2 separate regions of the Homo sapiens genome follow, and region 1 is linked to region 2. Evidence: chromatin loops called from intact Hi-C (ENCODE). Cell type or tissue: endothelial cell of umbilical vein. All regions are shown on one strand.

What was found. Hi-C counts contacts between places; a loop is a spot of excess contacts. Peaks named below come from ENCODE experiments on the same cell type or tissue, not always from the same donor. Only the 100,000 strongest peaks of a DNase experiment are listed, where the experiment ranks them.
Region 1: it touches region 2 in a loop (7-fold over the local background); 42 of 110 quality-filtered maps call a loop at or near these places.

What each region holds. Positions count from the first base shown.
Region 1 is chr9:92,789,994-92,792,493 of GRCh38, reverse strand. No RefSeq gene overlaps it. Among named protein-coding and RNA genes, the nearest start is that of BICD2, 26 kb to the right of the region's middle. In endothelial cell of umbilical vein, a CTCF peak has its summit at 1,525 (motif pointing right); a DNase peak (open chromatin) is centred at 1,533; H3K27me3 peaks cover 191 bases.
Region 2 is chr9:92,132,725-92,135,224 of GRCh38, reverse strand. It overlaps the pseudogene LOC100128076. Among named protein-coding and RNA genes, the nearest start is that of LINC00475, 7.5 kb to the left of the region's middle. RefSeq lists enhancers at 847-1,086, 691-1,322. In endothelial cell of umbilical vein, a CTCF peak has its summit at 1,125 (motif pointing left); a DNase peak (open chromatin) is centred at 1,094; H3K4me3 peaks cover 267 bases; H3K27ac peaks cover 415 bases.

The DNA of each region.
Region 1 (2,500 bases), 660 kb before region 2:
TTTACCTACCCAGTGGCAGATGCTTCCAACACTTGCAGCTGTGGGCCTGATCTCAGGCTCTTTTCAGCAGGTAGGAGACAAGAAAGTTGAGGTGCTGTTGTGAAGAACTGCATAGTCGTAGCAGCATCCTTCCCGGCCATCTTCCCCAGATCACCCCAAGAGTGGAGGGATCTATCTAGTGGGGATCCTCCTTGACCACCACATGTTAAGTGTGAGCACACATGCATGGAGGTGTGTAAGCCTTCACGCTTTTATCTCTCCCCATGTAAGATAACAAACATTTCCATTGCCCATTTCAATTCTCTCACAAACTACTCTGAGGATAATGTGCAGCATGATATACCCATTTGATGGGATGTCTCCTTGCCCTGTGTAGGTTGTAAAGTGTGTTCCTTGGTCCGAAGGTATGTAACTTAGTGACACACATTGATACAGTGACTTCTGCTCAGTACTTTTATAGTATCTTGAGCATTTGCATCTGCCACTGGGTAGGTAAAGCTCAGTCCAGAGTAAGTGTCTATTCCTGCCAGAACCCATTTATAAACTCCCTCCAGGGCTACCAGCAGGGGTCCCGTACAGTCCACCTGCCAGCTGCATGTGCGGTGTTCTCCCTCTGGGGAATCTGCCCCTTAGCCACCTGTGGTCTCCATCTTCTTGTTGTCAAGGCATTTCTTGTTGGCATTTGTGTCTCTGAGGGTGCAGGAGGGACATGTTTCTGAGCAGCCCATCCCTGCACTGTCACCCACTCCTTTGTTGAACCTAGGTGGCCACCTCAAGTTTGTTCACCAGGATATCCACCTACCGGATCTGATCACAGATCCTGGGAGGGATTCTTCAGGTGGGCATTGATATGACCTACTTTAATGTGCCCCTTAAATTCCTGCAGTGCTGTGCTCCATGTTGGCATCCCTTCACAGCCCAGTTTGCCATTGCCCCTCTGCCTGGTCACATGGCCAGGCCATTGGCCACTGCCCATGAGTCAGTAAAAACCCAAACACGAGCTCTTATGATTGTTCCATTCTTTCATCGCAGCAAGAAACGCAGCATGCAGTTCATCTAGCTGGGCTGATTTGTTCTTGCCTTTTTCAATATGAGTTTTCCCATTATTGCTCATGATGTGGTGGCCTTCAGATCTGGATGTTGTCCATCCACCTTGAAACTGCCAACCACAAACCAAATAGCTCTTTGTTGTCCATTGAGAGCTGTTCATGGGGCACCATCCATGATGCCATAGACCTGGCAGATCCTCAGCTGGTTCCGAAACCGGCCAGAGGGGAAAAGCCCTCCTTGCATTCCTCTGTATCATGCTCCTGTAGAAACCATTTCCGTTTTATTATGGAACTCTTCTGAGCAGTGCCTTCCTTATTGAACTGTATCTCTGCCATCCCCCAAGACAACATGTGTATTTCAGGCTTTAAGATGAGAGTATGTCCTTCAGTCTTAGGGGCAGTTTCAATTAATGCCCAATCGCAAGCTACTACCTACCAGGTCTGGGGATTTCCTGGTCCAAAATCCCAGTGGTCACCACTGGGTGGCACTCATGCATAATGTTATTGCACAGAGACCACAGTACCAGGATTCCAGCCTCCAACAGGTTATTAAAGTGAAAGTCTCTTTGCCCACCAAGCATTTTACACTTTTTCAAATTAACAACCTGTCTGGGCTCAGGCCCGTGGGTTCCCATTTAGCGTGTCCAATTAATATGGGCCAAAGGGCAAACGTCCGTGCCTTCTGCTTCACAATACTAGATACAGACCTGTTCCCCAGTCGGACATAATACCCATCCTGTTAACACATTCAGGTAAAGGAGGTGCAACCACTTCACATAAAGTCCATTCAAAATTCCTATTTTCTTCCATATTTTCACCTTAATTACATCAACCCATCAACCATTGAGATCGTGAGAGTAGGGCCTTAATGATGATGTGGAGGTTCACACCTGTAATCCCAGCACTTTGGGAGACAGAGGTGGGTGGATCACTTGAGGCCAGGAGTTTGAGACCAGCCTGGCCAACATGGCAAAATCCCGTCTTTACTAAAAATACAGGCCGGGCACAGTGGCTCAAGCCTGTAATCCCAGCACTTTGGGAGGCCCAGGTGGGTGGACCAAGAGGTCAGGAGATCAAGACCATCCTGGCTAACACAGTGAAACCCCATCTCTACTAAAAATACAAAAAAATTAGTCGGGCATGGTGGCAGGCACCTGTAGTCCTAGCTACTCGGGAGGCTGAGGCAGGAGTGTGGTGTGAACCCCAGAGGTGGAGCTTGCAGTGAGGCTAGATCATGCCACTGTGCTCCAGCCTGGGCAACAGAGAGAGACTCTATCAAAAAAAAAACAGAAAACAAAAATTAGCCAGGTGTGGTGGTGCACACCTGTAATTCCAGCTACTTGGGAGGCTGAGGCACAAGAATTGCTTGAGCCAAGGAGGCATAGGTTGCGGTGAGCTGAGATCATGCCACTGCACTCCAGCGGGACACAGAGTGAGACTCTGTCTCACTA
Region 2 (2,500 bases):
GTGCCTGGGCAGAGAAGTGATTCGGGTCTCTGGCTTTCCTGCCCCAGGGGTGCACAATCTGGGAAGGAAGATGGGCACAGGGGGCATGGGGTGAGGCAAGAGCCCTGAGCTGGCATGGGGGAGGTCAGGAACCATCATGTCTCTCCTGTTCTTCCTTTCCCTCACTGTGCAGCCTCAGATAAACCCTTAATCTTCTCTGTGCCTCTCTACCCCTTCCCTAACACACTCTTCCCTGGGTGGTGACTGAGTACTTGTGGTCCTCCGAAAGAGAGGGCTCCAGGGACCCAGGAAGTGAGGCAACCTTCTCAGGGGTCTCAGCTCTAATGCCTGTCCCATCCCCTCATCCTTGGGGCACGCACGTGCTGCAGCTGGAATTCCCGCTTGGTCCACTCATCCTCAGGCTCCTCAGCTAGGAGGTGGATGGTGATGTGACCATGGGTGTCCGGGGTAGAGTCGGTCAGCCAGTAATGCTCACACAGCACCTGGGACCAGAAGGTTGGAGAGGGGAAGGGCGGCTGTGGGCCCAGCCCTATCACTGCCGCCCCCTGCTTTACTCAGTCCCACCCCTCCCTGCCCACCTTTCTGGTCCCTGCCACCCTGCTGGGATTCTGCTCTCTGTAATGACCCAGCTCCAAGGCTTCCTCCTCCAGGAGCTGCTCTCCCTTGCCTGGGCTCCGGCACCCTTGCCCTCAGACCTCTCATGACTCTCAGGATTCTGAGTCAGCCACAAGGTTCCTGTGCCAAACAGAACAGCCCTTATTCCGCGGCCAGCGGCCCTGGGCTCACTGCTCCAGCAAGAGGACAGACTCGGCAGCCTCTCTGCATGTCCTAGGGCCCTGCATCTGCCAGGCTTATCGAAAGGAAGGATCCCTGATGGTACCTTTGACACCGGCCCTGGGCAGTCCCTACCCCTTGATGCCTTCTCTGCCCAGGGCAAGAAGCCCGTAGAAACAAAGCCAAGCTGGGAGTTTACATACCTGTTTCCTCCCACTGCCTCCCCATCCCAGGTCTGGGTGGGAGGTGGGTCCACTACCCTCCAGGCCTGATTGGCCTCACTCCAGTCTGCCCCGCCTTCCCACGGGAAGATGCCAACGGGGCCATCCCCACAAGGAGAACGTGCGCCACCTGGTGGCCTTTCTAGGAGCCTGCAAGGCGCACTCACCCTCCCGTTCTCCATGCTGATGGTCGGCATGATGATGATGCGGACCTGCTGCTCCCGCACCAGCCGCCAGAAGTTCTCCAGTGTTTTCTTGAGAGGCCCCTGAGAGGCAATGAACTCCTGTGGGCGGGTGTAGCCCTGGGGTGTAGGAGGCAGAGATCAGGAACATGGTTAACGGGCAATGCTTGGTGTCAAGCACACAGCAGATTTCCAACATTTGACCTCCAGGAGTGAGGATGCTGTGCACACACCTACATGTGTGCACACACAAGAACACGTGTGCACCCAGAATGCAAACCAGAAGGGCTGACTTCAGAGACATCACCCCCGTCCCTGTCCCACCCCAAAGGGACAAGAAAAACCCCAATGAAAACAAGATACTGACATGAGTTAAATAGCCCATCTAGGCCACCCTCTTCACCCACCCAGAGTTACCTTCCTAAAACCAAACTGCGTTTCTTCCATGCTCAAAAATCTTCTATGGCTCCCAATTGCCCACCAAATAGAGTCCAAAGCCCTCAGCCTAACAATCAAGCCCTCCTTCATTCAGCCCATTCAGCCCCAGGCTATCTTTCCCATTACATCTCCCACCACCCAGCACCTCCCCACTCCCTCACCCCTACGCACCCCCCACCACACACACACACACACACACACACACACACACACACACACACACTCTCACACACTGCCTGAACGTTACTGCCTGGCTGTTCTCTGGCTGCTTCTTCCAGTCAACAGAATGTCCTTCCCTCTTTCATCACTTATCAAAATGTTACTCATCCTTCAATAAATCAAATGTCCCCTCCTCTGGGAAGCCTTTCTTGATTCCTCAGGTGGATGAAATTTCCCCTTCCTCCATGTGCCCTGAGTAGTGTTTTTTCCTCTATTACAGCCCTTGTCACAGTGTGTGGTGAATGTCACACACATGCCTACATGCTCCTTTGAAGGTGGGGAATGTGGCTAACAGCTCTGCCTCCTGCAGGCCCAGCACAGAGCCCAGCACACAGTAGACCCTTGCTAGACACCTGCTGGATTGAGCTCATGAAGCCCAAGCTGGTGATCTCCTAGAGAGCTGTTACAGCTAATGAAGGCAAGTGTGGCCTGCAAACCAGCCCATCTCCCGAGCAGATCCCAGATCCCATGGACAGCCTCACCGGTGGCCCTTACTGGGACCAAGTTGGCATTGATGTAGTCAGAATGAGGCTCTCCCTCCAGCTGGGTCAGCCTGACCCTGGAGTGGTCATCTGCAGAGAGTGAAAGCTGTGCATTCAGGGTTGGGCACATGAAGCCCCCTGCTCCCATGCCAAGCCCTAGCCCTCTGCCATGCCTCCTTTCCTG